Regions from separate parts of the Homo sapiens genome. Here region 1 is linked to region 2. A link is an interaction called in ENCODE POLR2A ChIA-PET data of the cell type or tissue named here. Cell type or tissue: OCI-LY7. All regions are shown on one strand. Each heading gives the region's core, and the rest is flanking DNA. Links, peaks and the distances in the headings are about the cores only.

Region 1 (8,295 bases), core at 1,987-5,986, 400 kb before region 2:
GAGTTTAAGTGGAACAGTGTGCTTTGCTGAGCTTTGGAAATATTACCATATAGGGAAGCAGGTCAATAAGACAACTAAGTGCTGTTTCAATAACGAAGATACTGAAGCGCTAATTGGAGTATGGAACCATATAATGATGATAATAATTGCTAATATTTATCAGCTATTTATCATGTGTCATGTACAGCTAAGCACTTACATACCATCCCATTTTATCCTTATAATGACTCTAAGAGTGGGTTAAAAAATGGCAGAAGAATGGCAGTGTTTAATGGTTCAGCCTGGTGCAATGATTAACCACATTTTACAGACTAAGAAATTAAGAACCTCAACCAAGTTCATGCTAGCTGGTACGCAGTAAGGCTAGAACTTCGTCCAAAATCTCTTCTTCTGTTGAGCTCAGCTTGCATAGTAGCTTGGAGAATCAGAAAGATCTGTCTCATTTGGGAAATATACCATGTAAAAAACATTGTTTCTAAAGGAGATTTGTCCCATGAGTAAAATAGATGATGGACAGCCACTGCCTAGTGGGACAATTAGAAAGGTCAGTTCAAGGTTGGAGGAGATGCTTCTTTCAGCCAATTTTCCTTTTTCTCAGGATCACCTCAGGTGATCCGCCCACCTCAACCTCCCAAACTGCTGGGATTATAGGCGTGAGCCACCGCTCCTGGCCTTTCAGCCAATTTTCTATCACCAAAGGGAAATCGTTTTGCTGGAATATGTGTAAAGGAGGTTAAAGTCAGAAGAGATTCTCGTCCGCTCAGTTAAGGTACTCAGACTATTTTCCAACCAATCAAGAGGGTGCTGCTTCATGGAGTTCGTTTAAGCTGAAGCGGCAGCTGTTGACTGTCATTTGCATCATCTTTATACATTTACTGTGAATGTCACTGTCCATTTCCACTTTCTTTCTACTTGTCTTCAAATTGATGCTTATCAAGTAGACAGAAGAAGACCAAGGGGTCGTTTTGCTATTTATACCTCCAAATTGATGGCGTGATCACTCTCAAGTGCAAACCCAGCCCTGACACTGTCCTGTTTGGCAATGTCCTGCTATCTGACCTGCAAATAGCTACACTTCCTGCTGTGGCCCACCCAGGCCTCTGGGATCTGATCCCTTCTCCCATGTCACCTGTGGCCATGTCTTCCCCAACCCAGGCTTCTCTGCTCCGCTGCTTATGTTCTGGATCCTGACTCTGAGCCTTTGCTTGTGTGGCTCCTCTCCCACTTGTCCATCATCATGTCAGTTATGTAAGCATAGATTCCAAAGTGACAATGAGGGTAGTTAGGATGGCAAGAGGAGAAAAACCAAGCTGGATTCATGGATTGCTTGTGTCACGTCCTCTACAGAGCCTCCCTTCTACCTGCTCTTACCCGGGCACCACAGTTGATGAGTTATTTTTTGGACCATCAGCAACACACCCAATCATTGTACATGGAATACTTCGGGGATGCTTTTTTCTATATTGATTTTACTTCATTAAACTGAGCTCCAGAGGAGCAGAAACTTTGGCTAATACATCTTGGTCTTAGCTTGTAATATCTGTGCTACAACTTATTAAGATGGTGACGCTGGCAAATTCCTTAATCTTTCTAATTCTTAATTTCATCAGCAAAGATGGGAAAGGATACTAACACCACTCTGGGTTGTTGAGAGGATTCAATAACTGAATATTTATAAAGCGTAGTACCTGATACTTAATAAAAAAGTGAATTTTAACCTGTGTCATCATTGTCATCGTCTTTATCATCCTTTGCAATTATTACATTTACTGCCTTCTAGTACAAGGAAGGGGATGGGTGGCTGGCTGGCTAGGTGGATAGAAGGATGGAAGAGGTAAGTACAAGGAAGGGGATGAGTGGCTGGCTGGCTAGATGGATAGAAAGATGGAACAGGTAAGTATAAGGAAGGGGATAGGTGGCTGGCTGGCTAGATGGATGGAAGGGGTGGAAGGGGATGCAAGAGGTAAGTACAAGGAAGGGGATGGGTGGCTGGCTGGCTAGATGGATAGAAGGTTGGAAGACAGGAAGGATGGAACGGAAGAAGAGGGAAGAACAAAAATGGAAACACATAGTACTGTTAGGTGAACTGAACTTCTAAGGTGCCGATTCTCAGTGATAGAATCTTGAGTTGATACCTCCTTGGGTGGCATGGAGCCTATACCTTTGTAGATCTTGGGAAACAACTTCTAAAGTAATCATAGTTGTATGTAATCGTAGTTACAACAATAGTTATTTTAGGCACATAACCCAAAGGTTTTCTTACAAGGAATCTATGAACCTTAAGAGTGAGGGCTTCTGTTAAGAGTAAGGGCTTCCCTGGAGTGGACATGGATCATGGGACTGAGCCAGCTTGGCATTGTTGGGTTGAACAGGGAGCGACACCTCTCAGCCCAGTCTATCAAGCCTGCTCTTTGACCTGCAGTGAGACCACCCACGCAGACATCAATGCAGCAAATCCCCGGCGTCAGGGTTTCAACATTTGGTTACTCTCAGAGAACTCTCGATTTATATAAGACTTGGAAAAAGGGTTTGAGTTTCTGTGGTTTACAATTATATTTCCCAACTTGGCCCATGAATCCAGCTTGGTTTTTCTCCTCTTAGCATCCTAACCACCCTCATTGTCACTTTGGAATCTACACTTACATAATTGACATGTTGAGAAGCTGTGCTAAAACCACACTGAAATCACATTTTAATAACATGGGAACCATCTTTTCCCAGTAAATTGTTGAGAAGCTAATTCTTGTCAGCCTAAAAACTTGAATATACATTTGAATAAATCAGCGGTGCTACACCGTGGCAGCCTGCTGAAAATCCCCAAGGAAGATTATATTTTTAGTTGAGCTACTTGTCACTGCACTGTGTTTTTAATATTGTGAGTCCTTTCTTGTCTTCATTTTTGAAGAATCTATTGCATACCTTGTCATTCAGAAAAACATAAACGGGACCTCTCAATTAGCGGTAAAGTTCGTCAGTTTAACTTTTAAGCTTAAACTCCTGTTATAGTTCGGTCACTTACTCGTCATCAAAAAGATATTTGAGCTGATATTATGCAATAATTTATAACCAAAAACAGGAGGAAAAGGTCTCTGTTTGTCTCAGAAGTACAAGTTATGCATAAGGTGACAAATTACACAGCTTTGGGAAATGGGTCTTAATGGAATGCACCAGGCTAATAGAAAAGCAGTGCCTCGATTTCCCACCTCAGATCTGAAAACTCCTGAGAGACTGACAGGGCGGTTCCCCAGCTTGGCTGTGTGAGGAATCAGCTGGGAATCGAACACTGCAGTCTGGCTGTCACCCCCAGGATTCTAATGTAATTGTTCTGCATTGTGGATCGATGGATGGATGGATGAATGGCTGGACAGAAGGAAGACTTGGAAAAAATCTTTGAGTTTCTGTGGTTTACAATTTTATTTCCCAACTTGGCCCATGAATCCAGCTTGGTTTTTCTCCTCTTACCATCCTAAGGAGGGAGGGAGGGAGGAAAAGGGGGAAGGAAGCAGGTAGAAAGGGAACAGGGAAGGGAGGACTGGAGGAAGGAAAGCAGGGATCATTCTGGAGTGTACACTGGGCATTTGATTTTAAAGCAAATCCAAGAGATCATTAAATTTGTATCAATGAATACACTGTTACCCCTCAATCAACACTACAATTCATATATCAGAATAGCACTTTGTTACTTGTTTCTGAGATAGGGCTGGCTCTGTCACCCAGACTGGTGTGCAGTGGCACGATCACAGCTCACTATGGCCTCAGCCACCAGGGTTCAAGTGATCCTTCCACTCAGCCTCCTGAGTAGTTGGGACTACATGCCTGCACCATCATGCCTGGCTAATTTTTATTTTTGTAGAGACGAGGTCTCCTTGTGTTGTCCAGGCTGGTCTCAAACTTCTGGAATCAAGTGATCCTCCTGCCCCTGCCTCCCAAAATACTGGGATTACAGGCATGAGCCATGTCCAGCTGCCTTGTTTTTTTCTTTGAAGAGAATGATAGACCTTCCATAGGAAAAATGTTAAATATGTGTGTGCAGAAATAAAGATTTCAAATATTTTTGCAAGATATTTTTTCTAATACCACTTTTTTCTACATTTTCCATAATTTAGTGAAGATAGTAAATTAACAAAGTGGAAAAGACTGAATATTTTAAGAAAAGCCAAGTTTAAAAATTTTGAACCTAATATTTCTTAAAGTAGCTAAAATTCAGATATTGAGAATAAATTCAACTTGACATGGCAAAATTCTAATAGGCTGAAATAATGTTTTGGTCTAGAACTATGTAGCTTTGTGTAGCCCATCAATTGTCTAAAAAAAGAGTAACCTATTTTGATGAAACTCGCTGTATCTTGTAACCTGTATCCTGTCTTGGTATTGTGGGAGTATATATGATTTAGGGGAAAGAGTCTGGAGAGACCTTAAGTCTGCTTTAGGGAAAGGGTGAGGAACCCCACTGAAGGCTACTTAACGCATTTTGAGAATGTCAGTAAAGATTTCTCAGAGCCCAGGGATTTTTTTTTTAATTGAGACATAATTTACATACAATACAATTCCTTTTTTCTTTTTTTTGAGACGGAGTCTTGCTCTGTCGCCCAGGCTGGAGTGTGATGGTGTGATCTTGGCTCACTGCAACCTCTGCCTCCTGGGTTCAAGTGATTCTCCTGCCTCAGCCTACTGAGTAGCTGGGATTACAGGTGTGCGCCACCACGCTTGGCTAATTTTTGTATTTTTAGTAGACACGGGGTTTCACCATGTTGGTTAAGCTGGTCTCAAACTCCTGACCTCTAGATCCGCCTGCCTCTGTAATCCCAAAGTGCTGGGATTACAGGCGTGAGCCCCTATGCCCAGCCAAAATTCATTATTTTAAGCTGTACAATTGAGTGATTTTTATTACGTTCACAAAGTTACGTTACCATTACCACTTTTGAATTGCAGAACAATTTCATCACTCCAAAAAGAAATCTCATAACAATTAGCAGTTATTTTCCATCGCTACTTCCTCCAGTCCCAAGGCAATCAGCAGTCTGCTTTCTATCTCTACCTGTTTGCCTATTCTGGACATTTCATATGAGTGGAGTTAGATAATACATGGCCTTTTGTGACTGGCTTTCACTTAGCATAATGTTCTAGAGGTTCATTTATGTTATTGCAAAAATCAGTACTTCATTTCTTTTTATGGCTGAAAAAAATTCCATTATGTAGATGTGCCATATTTGTTTATCTGGTTGTCAGTCGGATATTTCTGTTGTTCCTACTTTTTGGCTACTGTAAAAGATGCTGCTATGAACATTATTGTGATTATTATACCTTATTTGTAAACATCATGGGTGGGGGGTTGCAGTAAACATGTTGGAAAGTAGGGTTGGAGGTCCGTAGAAATTGGGGGCTTCAGCACTTCCCCCAAGCTCAACACCAACCCCCTTTCTGAGCCCCTCTTGAAGGAGAGTTCCCTGGGACGTGCCTGGTATTGGTACAATCAGTCAGGAAGCATTTTTCCTGGGGAGAAACTTACAAGTCCACGATCAAAGCCAACAAGAGACAAGGTGTTACATGACTCATTTTCGGTTTAAGAAGTGACAGGCTGATTCTAAGTTGGGTTCAATTATTTTGTTAAAGCGTTTTGCTTATTTGACTTCTCCTGACCTCGGAAATAATTCTAACCAATCAGTGCTGGCTCCCATTGGCCCTGGGGTCTGGTTGCTTTACAGCTGGTGACAGGGGGACCACTCCACTACCACATGTGAATTAATCCTCAACTCCAGAGCCAAGTGCCATTCTCCAGCAAGGTTGTATTTCTTCATTAGCTATTCCCAGGGCCCAGAAAGTCCCAGAGGATGTCAGAGTACATTAATTTTTATCATAACATGGAATCTTTCAGGTCTGAATGGCAGCACACGGCTGTCAGGGGCTTCTGAACTCTATTACAGCTCCATATATCTCTAGGCAAAACAGAGGAAAGAGTCGTCATTGGCAAGGGAGATGTACAAAATGCATGAGATGTTTTATTTTTTGAGTGACTTGACCACGTGCTTAAGCACATTCCCCAAACAATTTTTTTCTTATTGTTTGTAAGTTGTAAGTTGTAAATTCACCTCTGCCACCACCTATTAAAGCCCACTCCCTGCATTAAAACTGTATAAAGTGTATTTAAATAAACTCTCTTTGCATGATGTGAATGAAATCGTCATCTGGTACTTAAAACTATTCTATAAAGTTATTAAAAAATTAATGTTCCCTTCCCATGATTTTTCTGCAGAATTTATGCATCCATGATACTGCAGAAGTTCATAAATAATGGCTTGTATTGCTGCTTTAGTATTGCTTTATGCCTACGAAATATAATGTTAATTTGTAGCAATGCTAATGTGTTTTCAGGAAGGCTCTTTGTTTATTGCCTTTATTTTCCCCACTTACCAAGTGGGTAAAATGCTTTGAGGGTTGCATTTTATGTATTCAGGAGGCCCAGGTATTATTTTAATAGAAGCACTATTGACAAATACCAGTCATCCCCCCTGTGCCAGGCCCTGGATGAGGCACTGCTTCGCATGGGGGCTCCCCAGATTGTCCCACAAGGAAAGCATAGTCAAAGACAAAGTTTTCAGTTGTAAGAGTAAATGTGTTCTGCCTAGGCATTGTCAAGTAATTTACTGCCAGCTCTAGCCCTTCACTCAAGTTTCCTGGATACTTTTGACTTCTTAGCCATGGATGTGTTTGAAGGCTGCATGGACCTTCACTTACTTGCACTGCAGGTCAGCCTAATTGCATGAGCTCTGTGGACCACAGAGCAGGGTTTTCCAAAGTTCACCAAGACAAATATTGTATTATCTTAACATATATTCATTTTTTAAAACTGAAAATCAGAAGAGCAACTCCACCTAGCAGAAGTCTTTTGCAAAGGGCGAGGCGAGGCTAAAAAGTATAGAAGAGTTCGTTTCCAGTGCAATTTTATAAACACAGATGGTCCTTAAATTAAGCAAATGGTACCTAAATGACTGTGTTGTGGATAATGGTAACAGAGGGAGGGACTCGGGGGTTTTTTAAAAAGTACTGATTGTATGCAGTGTTTTAAACAGATAACTGTGATCTTAGTGTGATGAAAGATGCTGGGAGATTTCACCAGTGGTATCTTATTATTTTTCGGGGATTTTGTAATTCAACAAAATTCTGTTGTATGCCAAGCATAACCCTAGGTGTGAGAGCACAAGGTGACTTCAGATACCACCTCTATCCTTCAGGGGTTTGGGGCCCATTATTATGACTTAATCCATTTTGGGCGTGAGAAGCTGAGGGTCACAGAAAGAACCAATTCCCTCTTTAAATAATGCCACCCCAACCCTCCTCATCTGCCAGGTCTTTCCCTTCTTCTATTTGTATGAATAATAGTCACTTTCTCTTGTGGAGTTCGCTAAATTCTACTTTGGCCTATCAAATTTCTTTCATATCACAACTAAATTTCTTAAGGACGGGACTATGGTTCATTTGTCAGACGAACAAATGGGAATTTGCCAAGAGACACTTGGGTTAATTTACGTCTTTTCCATCCAAGGGCACTATGTTGAAGTGAGGCTAGTAGGTCATGAGTGTGGTTGAAGTTACTTTTTCTTACTTTCCCGACCAGCCCCCATCCTTACTGCACTTAAAGTTGATTGTCCATTTTATTAAATGTCCCCAGGAAGCCAGAACACAGGGCAGTAAAGTGCTGAATGCAAAGGGCAGGAGAAAAATGGAAACAACCAGAACTGTAACACCAAGGAATGAGACCTGCATGTCAGATATCATGCCCATTGCACTAAGTGCCATTGGGGCACAATTATCAAATGGATGCATTTTCCCTAGAAAACCATCTTGGAGAGCATGTGGATGTACTTCTATTTTACATTTCCCCCTATTTACAATCAATGAGATTGAGATTTTGTTGCTGGGACTGCTGATGATGGGATGGGAAAATATAATCAAGGTAATGGACATGAGGCAAAAATTTAAGGAAATGACAAAAACAAGAGTATTTCCATTTTCAGTTAAGTGTATGTACTGATGTTCTGGAATTCACTATAAGAAGTTGCAAATGGTGCATGAAATGAAAAATTCCTGGTGGTCTCCAGGGGACACAGCCGGTGCTGTGCTCCACTCTGGGTAACTGTTTTGGATTATTTTCTCTATTCCAACTGAAATAAAAAAAAATTAATTAAATGTGGCTAGGTTATCTTGACAGCAGAATCCATTCCCAGTTAATTATTATTTTAATACTTGATGGTGTCTGTCAAATTGTCGACATGTGACGGTCCTTTCAAATTTAAA
Region 2 (8,295 bases), core at 2,794-6,793:
TCACCTGAGGTCAGAAGTTCGAGACCAGCCTGGCCAACATGATGAAACCCCGTCTCTACTAAAAATGCAAAAAATTAGCTGGGATTTGGTGGCGCCTGCCTATAATTGCAGCTACTTGGAAGGCTGAGGCGGGAGAATCACTTGAACCGGAGAGGCAGAGGTTGCAGTGAGCCGAGATCGCGCCACTGCACTGCAGCCTGGGCGACAGTGAAACTTTTGTCTCAAAAACAACAACAACAACAACAACAAACAAACAAGAAACAAAAAATACATAGAAGAGGCCTTCTCTTCACAAGTTTTTCTTATTGTTTTTTGTTTTTTTAAGGGAGGAAATTTCTTTCAGAAGTCAGTACTGGACATTCCCTTATTTCACCTTGAGCTACACATCCCATAGTCAGCTTAGCCCTGTCCCTGGTGCGGGGGAGCAGGACGGTTGCCTGTATCCCTTAGTCATTGCCGCAGGCTTGCTGCATCACAAACCACCATTAGACCTCAGTGGCCCGCAGCAATAAACATTCGATTCTCGCCATCTCTGGGTTTGAGGTGACCTTGGCTAAGCTCCCCTGCATTGCTCTGCTCATCTTTCTCACGAGTCTGGCAATGGGGCTGGGAATGGGCTGATCTAGGCTGGACTTGGCTGGAGTAACCCAGCCCCACCTTGGATCTCTCTCCTCTACTTCCCACATGTATCCTTTTCATGGTTAAAGGTAGAAACAGAAAAAAACAGGCAGAAACATAAAAAGCTCGGAGATGGCTTCCTATTGCTTCTTCATTCTGGGCCAGAGCAAATCATATGGTCGTACTCCAGGGTGAGGAAGTATGTCCCACTTACAGACTGAAAAGGTGCTGCAAGTCTGCACGGCAGAGGGCATGGATAAGGGGTTCGTAAAAACTTAGGGCCATTTAATACAAATTTGTCACATCACACTGGCTTGGATTGATTTTGATTCATTGCTCTGTCGCCCAAACAGAATTATAATTATTTTAGTAAGGAAAGAGGAAGGATACCTTTGGGGCAGACAATGGATAGAGCTTACTATACAAGTCTATAGAGGCATCTCACCTGTAGAAATCTTAAGATGAGGGTTAGCCAAAGCAAAGAGTGGTTCAGGGTGGGAAAGCCAAGGAAGGCCAGGATCCTCACCAAGATTGCCAGCAGGGAGCTCTGATTGTCCACAGCTCTGCTCTCTGCTCACCCCGGGGATTTAGCAGTAACAGAATCCACACTAGAAGGACAGAGTGCTGTACAGACAGAAGGAAAGACGCAGACCCAAACCTTGATAACCATGGCAATGCAATAGGAAATCTCTTTATTTCGTTGGTGCTCAAGTGATACCATTAAGTCCCTTAAGATGCGGAATTTCCTTGCCCCCGCTGCCCCCTTTCTTTCTTTCATCTTATCTATATATCTGTATCTATATCTAATCTATTTTTTGAGAAAGGCTCTCACTCTGTTGCTCAGGCTGGAGTGAAGTGATGCAATCTCAGGTCACTGCAACTGCTGTCTCATGGGATCAAGTGATCTTCACACCTCAGCCTCCCAAGTAACTGGGACCACAATGCCCAGCTAATTTTTATATTTTTTTGTAGAGACGGTGTTTTGCCATGTTGCACTGGCTGGTCTGGAACTCCTGGGCTCAGGAGATCTGCCTGCCTCAGCCTCCCAGAGTGCTGGGATTCCAGGCGTGAGTCACCATGCCAGGCCCCTGCCTCTGTTTAAATGCTCAAACTTGGTATGGAACTGCACAGACTATACGGCTGCTCTCCACTCAAGAATACAAATTGAACATTGACTTTCCTCATTTTTTATCCAGTTTTGCTTTCCAGAGACCCAGATATGGCTTCATTTTTTAAATGAAATTTTGCAGGTCATTAGCTCATAATGATTAAATGATTCTGGTTATTAGCATAAAACACAGCTGTAGTACATAAGAGGTAACCTTTATTGTTTAAATATTATTCAATGTGCCTACATAGCACACAGCAAAAAAAACTTTTTTTCAGACTATTCAGCCATTATGGAAATAACTTATAATTACATTCAGAAATGTTGCAAATGCAACTCATCCTTGCAGTGGGATAAACATTGCCTAGAAGGGTTTGAAGAGGAATCCAGGTTAGAAACAATGAAAATTTTTGGCTGGGCAAGGTGGCTCACGTCTGTAATCCCAGCACGTTGGGAGGCCGAGGCAGGAGAATCATTTGAGGGCAGGAGTTCAAGACCTCCTCATCTCTACAAAAAATAAAATATTTGAAAAAAAAAAGTGAAATTTTTGATATAGAAGAGGATGTAGGGCAGGTAGGGCTCAGAAAGACCCATGCCATATAGCAAAGTTCTTAGTAACACAGGCTTTGGGTTACAGCAGGCTAGATTCAAATCCTGCTGTGGTCAGAATGTCTGTGTCACCCCAGCATTCATTTGTTAGGAGATGGGGTCTTTTGGGAGATGATTTGGACATGAAGACAGAGCCTGCATAATTGCATGAGTGCCCTTATAAAAGTGACCCCAGAAGCTGCCTTGCTTCTTCCACCATGTGAGAAAACAGCAAGAAGAATATCCATGAATCTATGAGGAGGCGGGACTCTGGCCAGACATTGAATTTGCTGCTTCCTTGATCTTGGACTTCCCAGCTTCCAGAACCATGAGAAATAAATTTCTTTTTTTCAAAGCTCCCCAGGAGTCTCTCTCGGTCTGTTCTGGCTCAGGAAGCTGCCTTATTTGTAACAAACAAATAAACAAAAAACAAAATAAATAAAAGCTACCCAGCTTAGATTATTTTGTCATAAAAGCCCCAAAAGACTATGACAAATCCTTCCATCTATGTGTCCTTAGGCAAAATACCCAAACTCTCTGAATACCAATTTTCTCATCCAAAAAAATGGGTGAATAATATCTAAGAGGTAATAACCCTAATACCTCTTAGTGTTGCTGTGAGAATTAACTAAAGTACCATCTTCATGTGGTCAGCACAATGGCTGACACATAGCAAGACCTTGGTAAGTTATAGCTGTTGCTGTCATTCCTGCAGCTGTTATCTTTGTCATTACGCTTACTGTTATTATTAGCTCTGCTATCAGAGTGATGCTGTGGCTGGAGAAGATGGAGACCCATGTGTTCAGGCTGTGAGCATAGGCAGATCCTTTCTAATGCAGAAGGTGCAGACACAGGGCACAGAACTGCCAACTGTGGCTGCTGACACCTGTCTGACTTTGACTGGGTTAGTGACAAAGAAATGACTTGCCTTTTGTATGTTAGCCCTGTGCCTGGCATACTGCAAATATCTATGGTTGATAAATTAATGTTATCATCATCACGTAAGCATCTTGGGAAGTCTGTAAGTAATGGGAGTTGGAGGCTTAACACTGATCTTTGAGCTGGCGATTTTTCCAGCCAACTCATTTTGGACGTTGGTGCTTAAGCATATCCTGTTTTCGAGGGTGGTGTTGGTGGTGGAGGAGGTGATGGTGATGATATTGATAATGACAGCAAGAATGTCTTACATTTATAGAGTGTTCAAAAGGTGCCAGATATTGTGCTAAGTGCTTTGCGGGCATTATGTTATTCACACTTCACAGATATTCTCTTTCTACATGTAAGGAAAAAAAGGCATAAATACTTTATATAATTTACTCAGGATTTTAAGTAGAGGGTAGATTTTAAGTCCAGGCAGTCCAACCCCCTGAAAGCTGACTCTTTAACACCATATGCTTCTGTCTTCCTGGCTGTTTTGTGAATGAGTAGGATGGAAAGGAGATCCTTGAATTGGGAAGGCTACCCATGGACTACAACTAGTACTTGTCTTCAACCTCCATCTAGATGGAGTGCTCACAAGATCCTCTACATCAAACCTGGCTTCTTAGTCCACTGCTGAGTCTTCCCAATTCTGAAAAAAAGGATTCAGGGTATAATTTCTCACACAGATTTCTGGGACAGTGCTTTCTTGGAGCACCACGCCTCACTAATGGAACACTCATGTATAATTCTGGCTTTTGAATTTTTATTTTTTTATTAACATACACAGTCAGCATTGGGTGTGGCTCTGGGGATTCATTCTAGTGGGCAAGTCTCATATTTCTCAACCTCAGGTTTTTCATCTGTAAATGGGGACAATACTGACATCTAGCTAATGTCCTTGAGGATGGAATGAGATATTGAGTATAAAGTATCTAGTAGAGTGGCTAGCGTATAGTGAGTACCCAATAAATGCAATAGATGTTGGCTTTTATTACTGTCAAGTGGAAACAAAAGTATAAGGTTTAAGTAAGCGAACGAAATGGAAGATAATTGAGGAAGAAAATCAGATGATGTCTAAGATAAGGCAAAGAACATTTTGTGAATGTTTAAATATCCTAAGACCCACTAAGGAAGTTTGTGGCAATATTTGCTCAAAGACAGTATATATAATAAATACTTTAGACTGGCTAAGAGAATGGCTCTGAATGTCTACCTAGCTATCACATTTAGAAACGCCCCTTGCCTTCCTTCCAGGACTTTCTTCCTTAATCAGGATTGACTTAACTGTTAACTCCTAGAACTGTCGTTGATTGCTTGCTGAAGTAACAATTAGTATAGACATTCAGCAACTGGCCTCCCATACTGTGATTCACTGACCCAGACTTTGACATCTTGGGCTCAGCCATACCCTGGAGCCTCCAAATCCTCTGCTGGATCCTTTAAGTCCAGACATCTGACAGGGGAAGAAAAAGTACAAGTTTCCAAGGAGTTATTATAGGTCAAGCCTGGAAGCAGTGAGGTCACTTCCACCTGCTTCCCATTGGCCAGAATTCAGTCACATGATCACAACCAACTGCAAGGGATTCTGGGAAATGTAGTCTGGTGATGCCTCGAGGAGGCAAGAGAAATGTTTTCAGTGAACACATTGCCTTCTCAGGCTTGCTTTCTATTGTAGATTGCTTACAATATTGCTTTTAAATTGCATGGTCTTGTACAAATGATACGAGTTTTATTTTGCCTTTTGGAAGGAGTTATTGTCCATATTTGTTAGAGATATATCTGTTTATCAGCATCATTGCAAAGTATTAGAAAGGGCCCTGCCTGGGCTAGGAGCCAGAAGCATTCTTCAGTTCCCAACGGCCATCCAGCCACTCATTGCTGTGTGAGCTCTGGCTGGTCAGTAAGAACCTTTGATCCCATGTTTCTTTATCTTCTTCTTTTTTTTTTTTTTTTTAGCCATAGTCTCACTCTGTCACCTAGGCTGGAGTGCAGTGGTGCGATCTCGGCTCACTGCAAATTCTGCCTGCTAAGATCAACTGATTCTCCTGCCTCAGCCTTCCAAGTAGCTGGGATTATAGGCATGAGCCACCATGCCTGGCTAATTTTTGTATTTTTAGTAGTGCCGGGGTTTCACCATGTTGGCCAGTCTGGTCTGGAACACCTGATCTCAAGTGATCCACCCACCTCAGCCTCCTAAAGTGTTGGGGTTGCAGGCGTGAGCCACTGTGCTGGGCCCCAACTTTCTTTATCAATAGAAGTGGGGAAATCGTACCTGCCCTGTCTGCCTCATTGGATGTGGAAGAAATGACATAATCCATGAGAGTGGCTTCTGAATGAAGAGAACCTGCTAAAGGGAAGACATGATCTCAAGTCAGCCACCTCTGACCCAAATAAGAACACATAATTACAAGACTGTATTGTATAATCATGCAGGACACAAGGTATGCAATTTTAAGGGTCAAAGTGGTAAAAAAAAAAAAAAAAAAAAAAGGAAAATCAAATATAAAAAGGCAGCCCCGACAGGTACGAGCTTGTAGTCATTTCCCCAAATGCCTAAAGTAGACCCATTCCCATTGCTCTAATTTGTAGAGATGTTCTCGAGGCAGCCTGGAGTCAAGACAAGAGTGCCAGCCAGGATTGAGGCACTGTTCCAACTCCAGTCTGGCTGCTTTTTCAACCTGGGGCTTTAGTCATGTCAATATTCCTGAGCTTCCATGTGCTTATTTGAAAAATAGGAAGATTCGTCCAGTCTCAAGGAACTATGATAAGTAGCAAACAATATCCCAGAAAAATCTCCAGGCAAAAATCCACTGGAGGCCAGGTGCGTTAGGTCATGCCTGTAATCCCAGCACTTTGGGAGGTCGAGGCAGGAGGATCTCTTGAGGCTAGGAGCTCGAGAACAGTCTGGGCAACATAGCAAGTCTCTGTCTCTACAAAAAATACAAAAATTAGCTGCGCGTGGTGGCGCGTGCCTGTAGTCCTAGCTACTCAAGAGGCTGACATGGGAGGATTGATTGAGCCCAAGAGGTCAAGACGGTAGTGAGTCATGGTCACACCACTGCCCTCAACCCTGGGTGACAGGGTGAGACCCTGTCTCTAAAAACAAAAGCAAAGTCTACTAAAAATTCACTGGAGCTATGAGAAATCTTAGCCCATGGAATCCAGTCTTCTCCTTTTGTTTCTGGGGAAGCTGAGGTTCAGAGAGATGGGGTAGCTTGCTCATGTTATATAGGGAGCAAAGGACAGAGCTTGGACCAGAGCGCAGAGGTCATGATACCAAAGCCACGGCACCTTTGCCACAACGTGAGCAAGAAAGGATAGCCTTGTTATTTTTAATCCAAACTGAAGTTATGCTTTGGGCTTCCAGAATCTGGGTCAAAAAGAGTAGAAGTCAGGCTCAGATTGACGCTTTTCAAGAGAGAGAAAAAAAAAGAAAAAAATCTTGCCTTTCCCTAGCTAGAGGTCAGATGTCAAAAAAGCTAATAACACAACCCAAGGATGTCATCGACAAATGAAAAAACTGGTGCGATGCGGGAACAAAAGCTATTTTATCATTAATATGCCGCTTTTTTGTTATGTACTCATGCCCCAGAAATTATTGTACAGCCTGTACTTGAGTCCTTAGACAGAAAGCATCTTATCATTCACAAGCTTAGCTATGCAATATATTCCTCCCTCCCCCCAAGGTAGTTGTTGTTGGGTTTTTTTTTTTTTTTTAAGAGATTTACAGTGATCTTTCCATATAGGTTTTTCTCGAAACATATATATTTTTAATTTCTCACCATCTCAGGGGTAAATAAATATATTAAAATAAGCTATGGGATGTACAGCAGAGTATAACAATGATAAATGATGTTGTGTGTAATTTTTCTACTATTAACATAAAGTAATATAAACTGAAGGACACTGGTCTATTGAGAGACTTAGAAGCTAATGTTCCATATCAGATGCGGCCAATGTCAGGACTGAATACAGATTAGGCAGTGTCCTTTTCTCCCCAGGGGAATTAAAGTTTGAGACACCACTTGCTGCCAGTGGTTTTATGGCATTTTGTTGGGGCCGGTGGTGCCTTTCTTGGTCTATTAATTCAGGAGCCGTAAACAACAATGTGAGCAAAATGCTTTTCCGGTGGGATGCATTTCATTTATATGTGCTTGTATCGTCTATACCTTGTCAATCCATTTTGTCACAATAAGTGTTTTTAAATTGTGTAGATTACCTCCACTTCATTATGGTTCCTGGCATTTGTGTCTTATGCAAGGCTATTATGTGAAGTTAGGAAATATTTAAAACTCTGCCTTTCTAAAGAAACAGGGACACGGTGCAGAAAAGTTCATCTGGAGTTAGGCTTGTGTCTTGCCGTCTCTTTAACGGAGAGTTCATGGGCAGGGTACAGTCTGTGAGAAGGAATGAAAACCCCAGGGTAGATGCTAACAAAAATCACTTTTAAAAAATGTATGGTGTCCATCTGGGTTAGCAAACACATGCTCACACGTCTGTGCTTGCTGGATTTTTAAGAACTTACCAGCATTTAAGGTTTTCTTATGAAACTGATTTTACTCACCAGGGATAGAGTCTCAAAGTTGGAGGTATTTTATGTTGTTTTAAATAATATCGTCATCACATGTCATTTTAGACCCCAAAAGTCCACTCCGAATCTCTGCGTATGGAATTGAGGAGGGGTGAGGCTGTCAGAAGCCGAGGGACTTGGCCAAGGTCACATGGCTTTGGACGGCCCCCTGAACCTTGGAGCTCATGTTCTGTGGCACTTTGCATACTGACCTTTCTGCTCTTTTATGCTGCCTGCTCTCTAATATTGTCCAAAAACCTTCTCTAAAGAAAGTACACAAATGGAGAGAGGGGGAATTGGGCATGCCATTGGGAGAACAAATTTATTTAGATATCTTTGGCTGTGTTGACAGAAGCTGCCCAATTATACCCAATATACAAATTTTAAATGCATATTAGTCAAAGTTCCAGTTATGTAGCTTTAGAAAAATTTCTATGTGAATGACTACTTTTCCCTGAAATACGTCCTCCATCTCAGGCACTAGTTAGGA

Evidence for each region. Peaks named below come from ENCODE experiments on the same cell type or tissue, not always from the same donor. Only the 100,000 strongest peaks of a DNase experiment are listed, where the experiment ranks them.
Region 1: POLR2A ChIA-PET joins it to region 2 with 6 read pairs; 2 of 35 experiments call an interaction of 5 or more read pairs at or near these places.

Annotation. Positions count from the first base shown.
Region 1 is chr16:78,397,152-78,405,446 of GRCh38, forward strand. All of the region lies in intron 6 of WWOX (WW domain containing oxidoreductase), which reads left to right. Among named protein-coding and RNA genes, the nearest start is that of WWOX-AS2, 99 kb to the right of the region's middle. In OCI-LY7, for the core only: no CTCF peak of the experiment used is centred there; no DNase peak of the experiment used is centred there.
Region 2 is chr16:78,791,656-78,799,950 of GRCh38, forward strand. All of the region lies in intron 8 of WWOX (WW domain containing oxidoreductase), which reads left to right. LOC112268165 (a long non-coding RNA gene) reads right to left here and starts at 4,767. Exons shown (of 2, transcript XR_002957855.2): 1 at 4,521-4,767; 2 at 1,926-2,714. In OCI-LY7, for the core only: no CTCF peak of the experiment used is centred there; a DNase peak (open chromatin) is centred at 4,806; H3K4me3 peaks cover 376 bases.